2 separate regions of the Homo sapiens genome follow, and region 2 is linked to region 1. Evidence: chromatin loops called from intact Hi-C (ENCODE). Cell type or tissue: B cell. All regions are shown on one strand. Each heading gives the region's core, and the rest is flanking DNA. Links, peaks and the distances in the headings are about the cores only. Region 1 holds the start of SMIM10L2A (small integral membrane protein 10 like 2A). Region 2 overlaps ZNF75D (zinc finger protein 75D).

Evidence for each region. Hi-C counts contacts between places; a loop is a spot of excess contacts. Peaks named below come from ENCODE experiments on the same cell type or tissue, not always from the same donor. Only the 100,000 strongest peaks of a DNase experiment are listed, where the experiment ranks them.
Region 2: it touches region 1 in a loop (5-fold over the local background); 4 of 110 quality-filtered maps call a loop at or near these places.

Annotation. Positions count from the first base shown.
Region 1 is chrX:135,416,928-135,425,261 of GRCh38, forward strand. It overlaps SMIM10L2A (small integral membrane protein 10 like 2A), which reads left to right and starts at 5,017. Exons shown (of 2, transcript NM_203306.3): 1 at 5,017-5,803; 2 at 6,706-8,334. The coding sequence starts at 5,205. The coding sequence ends at 5,441. RefSeq lists a silencer at 5,078-5,307. In B cell, for the core only: no CTCF peak of the experiment used is centred there; a DNase peak (open chromatin) is centred at 4,864; H3K4me3 peaks cover 1,381 bases.
Region 2 is chrX:135,292,461-135,300,794 of GRCh38, forward strand. It overlaps ZNF75D (zinc finger protein 75D), which reads right to left. Exons shown (of 7, transcript NM_007131.5): 2 at 3,308-3,579; 3 at 1,270-1,798; 4 at 1-13. The coding sequence starts at 1,680. It also overlaps the pseudogene LOC100421043. Among named protein-coding and RNA genes, the nearest start is that of ETDC, 13 kb to the right of the region's middle. In B cell, for the core only: a CTCF peak has its summit at 3,436; a DNase peak (open chromatin) is centred at 3,381; H3K4me3 peaks cover 1,624 bases; H3K27ac peaks cover 927 bases.

The DNA of each region.
Region 1 (8,334 bases), core at 65-8,064:
TATAATGACGTCCTAGGTAACACCTAGGTCAAATCCAGCACTGTGTTGGGTCCAATTGGTCTTAGCCAGCTTGGTCCATACCCTGGTTTTTTAGGGTCTAATCAGCCCCTAGCTTCTGCTGCTATTTCAGCAGTTTCCTTTTGCTAGTCATCTGAAACTGTTGTCTGGAATTTTCTATTCTTCTGCGACCACACTGCATTATTCCTGTCTCACAAGAAGTAAGAAAAAAAGTTCAGCTAGGTTGCAGGATACAAGATGAACAAAAAAAAAATTATCATATTTCTACATACTAACAATGAACAAGCATGTGGAAACTGAAATTAGAAACATAAAATCATGTATAATTGCTTCAAAGAAAGTGAGTACTTAGGAGTATATTTAACAAACATATATAGGATCTGAATGCTGAATATTCTACAGTTTTGATGAAATTAAGAATATCTAAATAAATGAAGAAACATACTGTGTTCTTGGATTTGAAGAATCCACACAGAAACTATGTCAATTTTCCCCAAAATTGGTCTTTAAATTGAACACAATTTTCAGCAAGCCTTTTTGTACCCATAGATCAGCTTATTCTAAATTGTATATGGACAGGCACAAGCCCTAGAGTAGCTAAAGAAATGTTCAAAAAAATAGAGAAAAGTCATGCTACCCCATTGATGTGGTCTGGATGTGTGTCCTCGCCCAAAACTCATGTAAAATTGTAATCCCCAATCTTGGATGTGGGGCCTGGTGGGAGGTGATTGGATCATGGGGGTGGTTTCTCATGAGTGGTTTAGCACCATCCCCTTGGTGCTGTTGTCATCATAGTGAGTTCTCACGAGATCTGCTTGTTTAAAAGTGTGTGGCACCCCCCAGCCCGCTCTCTCTCTTTCTCCTGCTCCACCCATGTGATGTGCCTGCTCCCCCTTTGCCTTCTGCCATGATTGTAAGCTTCCTGAGGCCTCCCCAGAAACAGAAGCTGCTATGCTTCTTGCACAGCCTACAGAACCGTGAGCCACTTAAACCTCTTTTCTTTATAAATTAGCCAGTCTCAGGTATTTCTTTATAGCAGTATGTGAATGGACTAATATTCCCATATTAACACGTACTATATCCAAACAGTAATAAAGACAGTGTGGTACTGTAGAAAGAATAGACACATAGGCCAATACAACAGAATAGAGGACATAGAAAGAGACCCAAGTCCGATTTTTGACAAAGATGAAAAAGAAGCTCAGTGGAGGAAGGATACCCTTTCCAACAAATTGGGCTCTAACAATTAGACATCCATAAATGAAAATTGAACCTGGACCTAAACCTCAAATATTATACCAAAGTTAACTCAAAGTGGGGCACAAATTTAAATGTGAAATATAAAACTACAAAACTTCAAAAAGAAAACGCAGGAGAAAATCTTTAGGACCTAGGGCTTGGTAAAGAGTTCTTACACATGACATCAAAACCATGATCCATAAATAAAAAGGACCAATAAATGGTACTTCATCAAAATTTAAGTCTTTTGCTCAGATAATGCCCTTAATAACAGAATGAAAAGACAAACTACAGAATGGGAGGAAAATTTGCAGACCACATATCTGTTAAAGGACTCGTATCTAGAAAATATAAAGAAGTCTCGAGATTTAAGCATAGAAAACAGTCCAACTAGAAAATGGCAAAAAACATTTTACCAAAAAGGATAAACAGATGGAAAATAAGCACATAAAATGATTTTTCACCTTCATTATTGGTATTTGCCGAATCATATATCACTATACGCCTATCAAAATGTTTAAAATAAAAAATAGTGATAACACCAAATGCTGGCAAGGATGCAGAGAATCAACACACTCATAAATTACTGGTGGGAATATAAAATGCTAGAGCCACTCAGGAAACAGTTTGGTAGAGTCTTACAAAACCTAACATGCACCTTATGACCTAGCAATCACACTTAGACATTTATCCCAGAGAAATGGGCATTTATCTTCACGCAATAAGCTGTAAATTAATATTCATAGCAGCTTTATTTCTAATAGCCAAAACTGGGAATACTCTGGGTGAATGGTTAGACAAACTGTGGTACAACTACACCAAGGAGTACTACTCAGCAGCAAAAAGAAATAAAGAACTATTGACACTTCACACCCCCAACAACTTGGATGATTCTCTAGAGAATGATATTGAGTGAAAAATGTCAATTCCCAAAGGTTACAATGTTGTATCATTCCATTTGTTTAACATTCTTGAAATGATAAAATTATAGAAATAGACAACACATTAGTGGTTGCCAGTCATTAAGGAGGGAGAGCAGGATGGAAGCAGATTTGGTCAAAAAAGGGCAGCTTGAGGGAATTCTGAATAGGATAGATGGATTGTGTCAATATCAACATCCTGATTATGATATTGTACTGTAGTTTTGAAAGATATTAACCAGTGGAACTGGTTAAAGGGAACATGGGATCTCTCTGTATTTTTTCCTAAAATTGCATGTAAATCTACAATTATCTCAAGATTAATAATGTAATTAAAATATTAGTTGCAGTTCTATATATTAACAATGAACACATGGAAACCAAATGTTTGACATGTAATCAAACTCACAATACCACTAGCAGTCACTGCAAAGAGGATGAAATAAATCTAACATAATATGTGCAGAGTGGCTGAATGTGAGTGCAAAGAGGTAACCCAAAGGAGGTTTTTTTTGGGTAATGGAATACTTTTGTATCTTCATTGTAGTTGTGGTTACACAAATCTTTAGATGGTGTAAAATTGTTAGGACTATATGTGTGCACACCCACACATTAATGCAGGTTTAAAAAAATATTCCAAGTGAAATCAGGCCTGCAGTCTGGTAAACAGTAATGTATCAATTTCAATTCTTGATTTTGATGTTATATTACATCAACAAAAAATGTTACTGTTGAGGGAAGCTGGATAAAAGGCACAAGGTCTTTTTTGGTACTATTTTTGAAATTTCCTGTGAGTCTATAATTATTTACAAACAAAATGTTAAAAAATAAATGAGATGAGGCCAAGGAGAGGTTTCAGAAATGGCTGGAAGCAACAGGGTCTGCAAATGAATGGGGTTCTAGCCAGTCTGGAACAATGGGTTTCTATGTGCCTTAAGTCTATATTTCTATGGCCCTTTCTTTTTCAAATATTACTAATTTTTTTCATTGTATTATACAAGGAATATGTACAGACATACATTTGGACATACAGACATATAGAGCGAAGTAAAAAGTTTAAGTCTCCCTATTGTCTTAACCAGAACAATATAGAGCAATTTGATATATCTGCCCTGGCTTTTTCTTTTTTGTAGTAGAGGCAGTCTCACTCCATCGTACAGTGGCAGGATCATAGCTTACAGTAACATTGAACTCCTGGGCTCAAGCGATCCTCCCACTTCAGCCTCCTGTGTAGCTGGGACTACAGGCATATGCTACCACACCCCACTAATATATTTTATTTTTTTTTGTAGAGACGAGGACCTTGGTAAACAGGCCCAGCCTTAAGTGATCCTCCCATCTTGGCTTCCCAAAATGCCGAGATTGCACGCCTATAATCCCAGCAATTTGGGAGGCCGAGGTAAGCGGATAACCTGAGATCAGGAGTTCCAGATCAGCTTGGCCAACATGGTGAACCCTATCTCTATTAAAAATACTAAAAATACAAAAATTAGCCAGGCGTGGTGTCGCGTGCCTGTAGTCCCAGCTACTTAGGAGGCTGAGGCAAGAGAATCGCTTGAACCTGGGAGGCAGAGACAGCAGTGAGCTGAGATCATCAGCGTGGAAGACAGAGTGAGACTTAGTCTCAAAAAAAAAAAAAAAGAAAAGAAAAAAAAAGAAAAAAAAGAATAGAAAAGAGAAAAAGAAAGAAAAGAAAAACCACGCCCAGCCTCCTGCCCTGGCATTTTTTTTTTTGATGCATGTATACCCATGCATGGATGTGTTGCGTTGTTGATAAAATCGTGATGTCCACACAATAACCAGAATCCAGTGATTCTGGAACTGGATTTTTTTTTTCTTGATCATGTAGGTAGGACAATTGCTCAATCAGTGTAAATGGATCCGCTGCGTTCCTCAGTTACGTGGGATACCATAGAGATGATCAGGCGTGACGGTGAACAGGTATTTTGAGAGTTCTTAAATACCCACGTCAACCTTTGTTGTGAAAACTGGGATGGGGTTGGGTGAACCTACTTCTTTCTTGCCGACAGTTTTTCAAAAGTCATGACCATAACGAAGTGAGAGCATTTCCCCACATCATTAAAACAGTCTGAAAAAACGCTACTGGGTTTTGACTGGTTTACGTTTAATAAAGATTGAATGAAACCACGAAAGGGCTTTTAAGCACACTGGCAACAAACAAACAAAAAGGCCATAAACAAGAGCAAATGAAAACCCAAGACGACCTTGTGCAACCACCATGGCAAACAATGGATTAAGAAGAGTGCTTAGAAAGGGAAGGACAATGGGGAAATTCGCCAATAAAGAGATATACGTGACCAGCAAATATACCAGAAAGGGAAAAATGCACGCATGTGGGCTTGATGGCACTCTGTAGCGCAGTTACTGCACCATGCGAATTAAAGAAAGATATAATGGCTTGGCTGGCCAGTTTTCAGGGGAGACCGTGGGAGAAGGGAGGTGATATGAACAGGCAGAGGCTTCTGCACGTGCTTTCTATACAGAATCAGCGTAGCGGCCCAGATTGTCCTCCTCCACTGCCGCTCCACCCTGGGAAATGGTCTCAAAGCGATCCCTGGCAGCTCCGCCCTTCAATCCACTCCAGCCTCCGGAGGCGCCCGGAAAGAGGCGGGGCTGTGTGGGCGGGACGGGGCAGTGGGCGGAGCTGAGCCTGCGGGGCACGTCGAGCAGGCGGGGTCGCAGCGCTGACGGCCTCTCTGCGGCTCCCGGTTGGGGGCGTGGCTAAGCCAGCGGCGGACCTATGCTGGCCTGGGGGGGTTCGGGGTGGGGGTTCGGGGGGGTGGCCCCCCGCAGTGAGGAGGTGTGGAGGGGGCGGCGTGTGCGGGATCGTGGAGGTGGGGCCGAGGCAGCGGCCGCCTGAGCCCCGCTCGGCCTTGGGAACACGGGGGCGGGGCGGCCGCGGCTCTGGGCGACCCGCTGGGTGCACTAGTGCTCGGGTCCCACCGCCCTGAGGCTCGCGCTCGAGCGGGTCAGTCGGTCGGCGGGGCCTGCGCGGGGCCCGGGCCCATGGCGGCGTCGGCGGCTCTGTCTGCAGCGGCGGCTGCGGCGGCCCTGTCTGGCCTGGCGGTGCGGCTGTCGCGCTCAGCTGCGGCCCGAGGCTCGTACGGCGCCTTCTGCAAGGGGCTCACGCGCACGCTGCTCACCTTCTTCGACCTGGCCTGGCGGCTGCGCATGAACTTCCCCTACTTCTACATCGTGGCCTCGGTGATGCTTAACGTCCGCCTGCAGGTGCGGATCGAGTGAGCGCCGGCGGCGGCGGCGGCGAAGGCCCGGCTGAAGGGGCGCCCGTGTCCCCGCCCGCCCCCGGCCGGGTCGCCGGCATGAAGGAAAGCTGGGCCGCGGCGGGGGGCGGAGGCGGGGCGGCTCGGACCCCTGGACTCTAGACCTACGCCGCCAGGGCACGACGGCCCAGCCCTGGCCCCGGCTGCGGTCTCAGCCCGGGGGCCCTGGATCGCGCAGAAACGCACTGAATGGGCCCCTGCCATCGGGCTCCAGAAACTACCTGGGCTCGGCCGACCTGTTGCCTCATATTGGCCAAAGAGGGGGAAACCAGAAGGAGGGAATTCTGCTGCGGCGACTTGACTTTCCAGGCCCGGAGCAGAAAGGTAGGAGGCGACAGGTTGGAATGGGAGAGGGGCGGTGGCTCTGCCCTTCAGATGTCAGGGCGTGTTGGCGGTCAGGGGGAAGTATGGAAGGCACCGGGGCAAACCAGCCAGAAGAGCTGTGGAGCCCAGGTGGGGAAAGGAAAGGCAGCCGCAGGCTCTCCCCTCCTCCCCAGTCATGATTGCAGGATAGGGTGAGGGGCGGCCCCCTCCCGCCCACGCCCCAGTGCCTGCCTCCCTTTCTGCAGAGGCCCCCAGGGTGTCCCCTGAACCCTGAGGAATGGAGGGTAATGGGCTGGGGGCGGCCCCGGAAGGCCCTAGAGGAGCAACGATGCCCCCACCCTTCTCTTCCCCACCAGTCGGTGGGCATAGGGAGGACGGTTCTCTTCTAGGTTGAGCCCCATATCTGTTCTCAGCCCTCAGCCCTGGGTCTCTCTGCAGCTCCTGCACAGCCCTTGGCAAAACTGCCTCCTGCCCTGTCTTTGGGGCCAGAGGACTGGTCTCTGCCTGCTCCTGCTGTCCCTTATGTTCCCCTACCCCTACATGAGGGCACCCCCCAAGCTCTGCATTTGGAGACAGGGAAGAGTGGGAGAGACGCATTCCTACCGTCCCCTCCCCTAGTCTTGCTCTTCTGCCATGTCAGCCCATGCTCCCTAAGGCCCCTAGCTAGCAAGGCCCTCCCAGGGCCAGAGTCCCATCCTCCAGCCCCAGACGGCCTCTAGAAGCCTACTGTGTACTGAAGTGATCTGGGAAAAGGAGACCTGCCTGAGCACACAGCAGCTCTCAGCCTGGGGTGGGCAGAGCAGATGGAGGAGGGGCTTGCAGAGGAGGCCATTCCCGGGGGAAGCAAGGACGTGTCTGGTGGCCAGGCAACTGAGGTCCCCATCTCTTTCTTTCTCTTTCAGGCATTGGCATTTGTAGGCGGTGACCCGCCCCTTCTCTGGCCTTGCCAAGAGTCACATCCCTGCCCAGGGGCACCTCTGGCCCTGGAACTTGCCTGGGCAGAGGCAGCGTGAAGGGCCTGAACAAGAGGAGAAGAAGGGCCTTCCTAGTAGAGGCACAGCATGGACAAAGGCTCACAGGGGTGGGGGTGCCCAGTGATCGAGTCCTGGCTTGGGAAGGAAGGTCTGAGTTCCCTGGGAACTGAAATCTGCTAGCAGCACTGTGAGAGAGGTGTATTTCCCCCTCCTAATGACAGAGGAAACTGAGGCTTCAGGGAGGGGTGGATTTGCCCTTGACATGCAGATAGGAGGAGGAGGAACTGCGTGTGCCCCTGGGCCTGCAGGCCCCCACACCCCTCCCCAGTCTTCTTCAAGACCTGGCATGGTGGGAGGAGGGAGGGGGAAGTGGAGAGGGGAGCATAGGGCTCCTGGGGCACCAAGGGAGAGAGGGGCCCAGGGGTAGGGAATCTAGGAATGTCGCTTTCCTTGGAGCAGTACGGAAAGTCACAGGGAAGATCAGGAGGACGGACAGCTGAGATGGGAGACAGGAGAGATGAGCCCCAGGACCCCTGGGGAGCCAAGCTGTCCCCCACATCCTAGCCTCTCACCCCACCTGGAGCTTCACCAAGGGCTCCTCAGCAGTGAAGTGGCACAAGCCTCCCAGTTTGGTGGGCAAGTGGGGGTGATCTTGGTGTTGTGGCTCCTGGAGACACGACATAACCAGGAGGGTGAAGGGATAAACCTGGGGTGGGCTGGGGCTGAGACCCATGGCATGACCCCAATTCTCTCTCCTCAAGCTCGACCCCCCATCCCCAGGATCACACAGGAGAATCTCATCCTCACGGCTTGGATTGCTCCTGGGGGCCCCCTGGTGTGCTGCTAACTGGTGTACAATGCTCAGGAGCAGCCCAGAGGGGAGCCGGGAAGGGACCCTCGCCCTTACCATCTATCCCCATTTCCGCATCTCTTGCACTGGTACCCCGGGCGCCACGTTCTCAGTTCCTGGGACTGAAAACTGCAGCAGTCTGGCCAGCTCCAGGGACAGAGTGGCCCAGCCACCTACTATGTACCCTCCTCAGCTGCCCACTGGACTCAGGTCCTGAATGAAGCTGTCCGCCTGCCTCATGCCAGAAGCGGCTGGACAGTGGCTGCCTCATGACCCTTGCAGTCTCCCACATCCAGGGCCTGATGACATGCCCCCTTGTCCCAAGTTTCTTGGGAACCCCTGACCCTGCTGGCCCCTCTCATCCACCCCAACCCTATCCACCCTGGACCACCTCTGGGGGTCTGTCAGCCTGCTGGTCCCCCCAACAGATCTTTGGGGGCAGCCTCTATGGGACAAGAGTGACACAGGGCTGGAGAAGAGGAGTGAGGAGCCTCCTTGTGTCTGATGCACAGATGTGGCCCTTTCAAACCCTGGTGTCACCCTCTGGGTGACTGGATCCCCAGCTCCAGCCTCTTCCTGGGCCAGCCAGGAAGGCTGGAGGAAAGCTCTTTGCTGAGTGCATGCATGGGAGTGTGGGGGGTGACTGAGCCCTCCCCATGCAAGGGGCTTGGCCTGGGACCCTGGAAGCTGTTTCCCTACTGGGATAA
Region 2 (8,334 bases), core at 10-8,009, 120 kb before region 1:
CATGGGCTGTGACCTAGAAATAATCCCCATCCTCATTAGCACAGAACTTACTTTTGGTTTTGGGGTGGTAGTGGAGGGAGGAACAAGAGCAGAGCCCAGATTTGGGGAATGCATGACATTAGAGAAGTAATAAAAAGAATGAAGAGGTATTGTGCCACTATGTTCTCATAAAGAACTATACTCAAAATCTGGGATAATTAGGATAAAATAGAAAAAGCTGTGACTACTGCAGATCCCCGCCCCCCAACCCAGTGGCCCCCACCCAGATGCACAGAGCCCTGGCTCAAGCCACTAGCAGAGTTGGGTAGGCAGCCTGTTCCCCTGCTGGGGAACTTTCACTGGTTTACTTTCTTGACTTGGATCCTTGTTTTAGTGAATTTTTATCTTTTGGTTTTCTGTAAAAGAAAAGGAATTGAGTGAAATAAACTTTCCTGTTAGCCAGTTTCCAATCCTCCAGGAAAGAATTTCACAGGGAATGGAGATGGATGGAAGAATAAATGGGGAGAAGAGTTGGGCTCTAATCTCTCTTCACATGATTTGGTAGTAATAAGACACCAAAAATATGGCCTGCCCTGGATTTTTCAAGGTAGGCTCCTGAAAAAAGAAAGTGTGCTGCCATCTTCCAAGGACAAACCTTGGTTTCCCACTCACCAGAAGGGCCAATGACAAGCCACTAAGTGAGGGCAATGGAGGCTCTTTCCTCCCAGCCCAGAGATGTGTGTTTCTGCTATAGAAGATACTACCCCTTAGCATCCTGATTCCCTCCACTTCTCTGTTGGCAATTGTCGTCTTTCCATATCCTTGTTTCCTTTTTTTCTTTCCATTTTGTTCTCTTTCTTTGCAGTCTCCCCAGAGCCGCTTGATTCATACTTCTGTTTGCTAACCTCTCTCTCCTTTGGTCTCTGTAAGTGCTGCCCATCTTGTGGATCTTCTCCCCTTTCCCAACTCTTTCTTGCCCTTTATTTCTCTTTTTCTAAGAACTCAACTCTTGTCCTTGCCCATGCCAGACTAGGCCCACCACCATCAATTCACCCTGGCCCTAGAGAAGACAAAATGCATTTATTTTCTCTAAGACAAGGAAAGGCTCTGCCAGAAATCTTGAAACCTGTGGACTATTGATGCATGTATGTCATTTCAGATCCTTGCTAGCTGTCCTAAAGGAGCAACAGAAGAGCGACTTAATCTGTCTAATTCTCTGATAACTCCTCCATTCTGATATATCCACTTTTATCCTACTTCATTGTACATGTAGGCAATCTTTCTTCTTACCTCATTCTTTGTTCCATCAGGCTCCCTCTGCAAGAATTCCACCAGGACCAGAGCCTGTTTGACATTCTGTGGATGATGCTTCTGCACCCAGTTCTGGGTCTCCTTGGGCAGAATGCTCAGGAACTGCTCTAACACCAGCATTTCCAAGATCTGCTCTTTTGAGTGGATCTCTGGCCTCAGCCACTGATGGCACAATTTCTGAAGTTGGCTGATAGTCTCAAGCGGTCCGGTTGCTTCATGATAACGGAAGCTCCAGAAGTGCCTGCAAGCGCTCTCAGGACCAAGATTCTCTATTTTTGTGCTGTATTTCTTACTCTGACTGGAGTTCTCTTTCACAGACCCACTAGTCTCCCACATAGCCCCCATCTGGGGGCTTGAGCATGAATCCGCGTTCAGCTCTCTCATCGCCATTTGCTCTAGGAACAGTTTTACTCTTGTATGTGACACTGACACCCACCTGGTACCACCTTTGACAAATCAGGGTGCATCAGGTTGGTACCAAATCAATGAATTGTTCTTCCCAAGAGCACTGAGGGAGAGCAGAAGAAAAGTACATGTCAAGAAGAAAATCACATGACACATATTTACTTGCTATTTATTGTTAGAGGAAAATGAAGAGAAAAGTTCCTGTCTGGCTTCTTCTTTAAAATCAACTGCCAAGAATTAGAACATTCATGATTAGATTACTCAGGAGGTAAGTTTCTCTCCTTTTCTTTGTTTTTCAACTTTGAAACAAAGCACAGCTAAGAGAAGACAAATGTCAATCAATGTATTTCCTGTTTTTTTTTTTAACAGTTGAGGAAAGATTGGTGGGTGAGAAAACTGGCACCAATTGGCCAAAAGGAGCTTTGAGATTATCCAATACTTAATCTGTGGGTTTCCTGTCCTATATTGGCAAATAGGGCCTATTTGAGTTTCTCGAAACTTTAACAGATCATCCCAATCATTTTTCTTTAGTCAGAGGAAAAACAGTTTCTATATCCCTTCATCTCATTTAGATTGAAGCCTTTTACTAAATGGAACTCTTAATATTCCCTTTTATACTGTATCAATGCTGGTAGGAGAACTGAGACAGCAAGATCAGAGTAGAAGTAAAGTAATTAGAGAAAAAGTAAGCAAATGCCCTCCCGCTAAGCAAGCAGATCATCAACATTTGATGTGGCAGGGTGTAGTACTTCTTCGAAAGACTTATAAAGGGCACTGCACAGGTTTGTACTTGCGTATTAAATTTTTTGTTTACTTTAACTGGAAAAATTTACAGATGGTCTTCCTTTACATATATACAAATGTCAGGTGGTTAAAAACAAAAAAGAAAGAGAGATGGTGATGATTAAGGTTCTTTATAGATGGGAAGGGTCTTAGTAATGGTAACCTTTCTCCTGACTTAACATGTCCTCAAAACTGATTTTCCCTGAGGTGATCCAGCAGAAACAGTAACAAAATTCTTTCAAGGATGCCACAGGTATTCAAAAAAATGGTTGGCTCCTTGCTGACCATTCAGGCTCAGGAGGTACAGGAACACTTCTTACATTTTTTTGTCAGCAGAAGCCATTGTCTTTAATGTTGAAATGACCCTTTCTTTGGTGTTATGTTCATAAGCCATCAAAAATCAGGAAGTTTCGCTGAGTGTGGTGGTAGACATTACTGCCCCAAATCCCCATCCCTGATTCACTACAACTTATAGATCAACCACAGGGATGCCCACAAGAACTCTGAACGTGGGCAACCTTTGAGTGTGCTTCACTAGTATCCCTGGGTTATATTTGTACATCCGGTAGAAAGAAGTTGCTTCCATAGGTAAGAAGTGGCTGTAGGAGCCTGCGGCCAGGCGGCCTCGCTGTGGACAACTCCCACCAGCTCTCCAGGCGACCTGCCGCCTGTCAGTGGCGCCACTGCCCACTGAAAAATACTGTATCACATCCCCCACCCTCATTCCCTGCTACGCAGCAGCCCCAAAGGCTGCAACTGGCAGGAGCGGCCGGTATTTCTCAGGGGATCGCTAAAACGAATCTAAAGAGAAAATCAGCTTCTCGGTTACCTTCAGTCAGCTCTGGCTTCCCCGGAGGCCACTTTCCTCTTCCTCGGCTCGACTACGCCTCTGCCTCTGTGGCCACGCCTCCCTGCTGCTCTGGGTAGCAAAGCTCTCCGCTGCTGCACCACTAGGGGAAGCGACGTCAGGAAAGCGCGGGATGCCTGGCGAGTGAAGCTCCAAGATGTGGGGAGTCTTGGAATATCAGTTCCCTCATTCGATCCCTCCACCTCCCGAAGACCTGACCCCGACTCTCTCTTCCAGGGTCGAGTTCTGTGGACCTGAACCGGAATCAACCAGAAAATGAAAGATGCATTTCCGGTGGCTTTGTGACAGCTACGCCCAGCTATCCCCCTCCCTCTACCTGCGAAGTCTCAGCCTAGCCAAGTTAGGAACTGTCCCGGGGGTCCTTTCCATCCCAGAAGAACCAGCCTCCTGCTCCAGTTAGGTCCTGGATGCAAGAAAGAGTTAATGCTACCGAGTCTCTAGCCCTGCTGGAAGCCTAGAGGAGCCCCTCAAATGGCTCTTCCCTGGGAGCCATGTAGCTTACAGACTCCTGGTGCCAAGGTCTCCTATCCCTGATTTGCCACGTATTGTGCATCCAGATTGTTCCTGCTGGCTTCCTGGCGGCTGGCAGCCCATTCTACCAGGAGCCTCACCCAGTAAGAGATGCCACCTCAAAGGTCTAGGGGCCACGGAAGAGTGGCTCACAAAGTCAGAACCAGTTCAGCACTCTTGTGGGCAGAGCTGTGTTCTGGGCCTTCCTGAGTCCCAGCCAGAGAGAGCTCCAGCTGTAGTCACTAGACTTATCAAAAGCCTCCTTGAGTAAAAGGCAATTTGATCCTGGTCAAGCCTCTCGCTAGATCAGAAACAACAGTCCCTTACATTTTCAAAACCATATTCTAGTTATCAGACATGTGCTCCCCAACCATTATCTTGTTTTATTCTTGTTAGGTAGATTTTAACCTTTTGAGATAGGTCCCATTTATACTTCTCTTTGACATATAAATAATTTGAAATGGTATGACATGACATGACTTCACCTACTACTTCATGTTCAGGGTCACATAGATTACCAGTGGCAGATTTTAGCCAGGAATTTAGGTATCCTGTTGTCATATCCTGTCCTTTTTCTACTACATTATGCTTTCCCTGGAGGACAGAAATCTTGCTTCCATCTTTATCTCCTGCAGTGCTTAGCATAGTTCTCTGGGCAAGGTATTTCATATTTACAGAATCATCTTTCTAAGAAGCTGAATATCTTGGGTTGTCAGTATTCTCCAAGTTTTCAGTATTTACCAAGTGTTGAGCCATTTGGACAAAAATTGCCAATGTGAATCTAAACAGGAGAAACTGGGTGTAGCTTAGTTTTACAATGGGGATGAAACTGACATATTTTGGAAGCCAGTGTGAAAAACCACTCAGACAAGCCAAAGAGATGTCTGCATGTCCAGGAGGAAAGTAAAAAGCACCTGTTTGATTCTATATATAAATGCAGATGACACTAAGTTAAAGTCAATCATCATTCAAAATCGAAGCTCCCCAAAGGTGTGTAAAAGGACACAGTGCATTATCTATGATATATAAACTTAGTAAAAATGTTTGGTTCATCAGAGCATCGTCTTCAGAATGGTTCTTTCAAAACTATATTCTTCAAGTCAGGCATTTTCAACATAACATTTTATAACTCAATGAAGAGGAAGTCAGGGCACTGTGACTTCTGTATAATCCCCAGGCTTACATTTCAATGAATCACTAACCAGTGAGGATGGTCAGATAAAAGTCATTTTCTTTCCCCTAAACACTTCAACCTTGATTCACCCAATAAATCAAGGTGTGATCTTGAGCTGCAAACAACTTTATAGGTGGAAGCAACTTAAAGAGAATATTGTAATTTTGAATAAGGTCATGATGAGCAAGATAAAGAAGGAAAAAGAGTTTCCAAAGTCAAACCCACAAACCAAGAATGCGTAATTTTTAAGTGAGCAAAGTTGAGATGGAGTAAAACAAACAACTATAGCAAATACCTAAGACGTCTTTACAGAAAGGAATCTGAAAATGATGAAGGCTTAACCAGTAAACATTTCTCATGGTCTGGAAACTGGAAGTCTGACATCAGGGTGCCAGCATTGTTGTTGGGTTTATGGTAAGGGTCTTCTTCCTAGTCATGTCTTCACAAGGCCTTTTCATTGTGTGTATATGCAAAGAGACAGACTGAGATCTGATGTCTTTTTTTCTTTTTTTCCATAAGGGCATTAATCCCATCATGGGGGCTCCATACTAATGACCCCATCTAAACCTGATTACCTGCCAAAGGCCCCACCTCCAAATACCATCACATTGGGGATTACAGATTCCACCTAGGAGTTTTGGGTGTACACATTCAGCCAATAGCAGCTTAGAGGAGGAAAAATGTAGATCAATTTTCGAGAAATATGGAAAACTGGAAACCAACTTAGAAAAAGATAGGATATAAATGAGAATGAAGAAAAGGGTTACCTTCCCCCTCTCAAATTTGTGATTACAAAGGAAGTTGTTCAAAAAAAGAGGAGAGACTGATGAAGAACAACAACAGATGGCTAAATTTAAATGATGTGCTGTGAGACAGAGGTTGGACAACCTCACTGATTTTTTTTTATTTTACAACTGAATTTTAAAGGTTTCATTTCATGCCGAAGGAGATGCAACAAGTATTAATCAAACAAGTAGAATCTACTCTGAACAGTTTCAGAGTAGATTCAATTCTAAAATTGGTAGCTTTCAAAATCAAGGCCTCATAATAGTGAGTTGTTAAACATGACTTTGATTTCTGGTTCTAGTAATTAGAATTTTTTAAACAGCTAAATTATGATATAATTCACAAATCACATAATTCATTCATTTAAAGTATTCTAAATATCAGTGTTTTTTAAATATACTCAAAGAGTTGTGTAACCAATGTGGCAATCAATTATAGAATATTTACCTCACCCCGCAAAAAAATATTGAACCATGCAGCTTTAACTTCTCATTTCCTGTCATCCCCCACCTCCCAATCAGCACCAACCCTAGGCAACCACTGATCTACTTTTTCTTCTCTATACATTTCCCTGTCCTGGATATTTCATATAAATGGAATCATATGATATGTGATCTTTTGTGTCTCCCTTTTTTCCTTAAGCATAATGGTTTCAAGCTTCATCCATATTGTAACATGTGTCATTACTTCATTCTTTTTTACTGCTGAATAATATACCATTGTGTGGATATATGACATTTTGTTTATCCATTCATCAGTTAATTGGTATTTGAATTTTTTCAATTTTTGACCATTATGTATAATGCTGCTATGAACATTTGTGGACAAATTTTGTGTGGACATATATTTTTATTTATTTTACATACATTTGTAGTGGTGTAATTGCTAGATCATATGTTAACTTTATGTTTAAACATTTGAGGAGCTGCCAGACTATTTTCCAAAGGGACTACACCATTTTACATTCCCCCCAGTACTGTGTGAGGGTTCTAATTTCTCTACATTCTTGCTAACACTTGTTATTACATGCCTTTTTAAATTATATCCATCTTAGTGAGTGTATCCTGACATCTCATTGTGCTTTGATTTGCATTTCCCTTATAATTAATGATATTGAGCATATTTTCATGTGCTTATTAGGCATTTGTATATTTTCTTTGGAGAAACTTTTTTCAGATCCTTTGCTCATTTTTAACTGTTATTTGTCTTTTATTATTGAGTTGTAATCATTGTTTATATATTCTAGACACAAGCCAGACATATAATTTGCACATTTTTCTTCCATTCTGTGGATTAACTTTCAACATTCTTGATGGTGTCCTCTGCTGCACAAAAGATTTTAATTTTGTAATGGCCAGTTTATCTATTTTTTCTTTAGTTTCTTATGTCACATCTGAAAAACCAGCCACCTAATCCAAGGGCACAAACATTTACACCTGTGTTTTCTTTTAGACGTTTTATAATGTTAGCCCCTAATTTATTTAGATCTTTCATCCATTTTGAGTTAATTTTTGTGTATGATCTAAGATAGAGGTACAACTTCTTTTTTTTGCATATGGATATTCAGTTGACCTAGCATAATTTGTTGAAAGACTATTCTTTCCCTATTAAATTGTTTTGGCACCCTTGGTGAAAATCAGTTAACTCAAGGTGTATGGCTTTGTTTCTGAACTTTCAATTCTATTCTATTGATCTAAATGTCTAGTCTTATGCAAATACCACACTGTCTAGATTACTGTTGCTTTGTAGTAAGTTTTGAAATTACAAAATATGAATCTTATATCTTTGTTCTCCTTTTTCAAAATTGTTTTAGACTCTGGGTCCCTTGAATTTCCATATGAATTTTAGGATAAACAGGTCAGTTTCTGCAAATAAGTCATCTAGGAATACCATATTAATGTGGTATTCGGTGTTCAATCTTCTTTTTGCAGCAGAATGTCACAGCTGAACAAAAAATGATCAAAAGTTGGCCCTTTCTTATACAAAGAAGCAGAAGAAGGAAATGAACTGAATGTTATAAAGCTTCCCCTTGTCCTTGCCCCTGCACTTTTTTCCAGGCATAAAGTGATGGGACAAAGTAGGTAGCATTCACACTTGGAAATTGACAGCTCAGGGCCAAATGGACCCTATGCAAAAGGGGAAAGTCAGAAGTGGACCTTCATTGTGTCAACTTAAAAATCACACAATTTGGCTGCGTGCGGTGGCTCATGCCTGTAATCCTAGCACTTTGGGAGGCTGAGGCTGGTGGATCATGAGTTCAGGAGATTGAGATCATCCTGGCTAACGTGGTGAAACCCCATCTCTACTAAAAATACAAAAAATTAGCTGGGTGTGGTGGCACATGCCTGTAGTCCCAGCTACTCGGGAGGCTGAGGCAGGAGTATCACTTGAACCCAGGAGGCGGAGGTTGCAGTGAGCCGAGATTGCACCACTGCACTCCAGCCTGGGCGACAGAGTGAGACTCCATCTCAAAAAAAAAAAAAAAAATCACACAATTTATCCATTTAGAAAGGAGAAC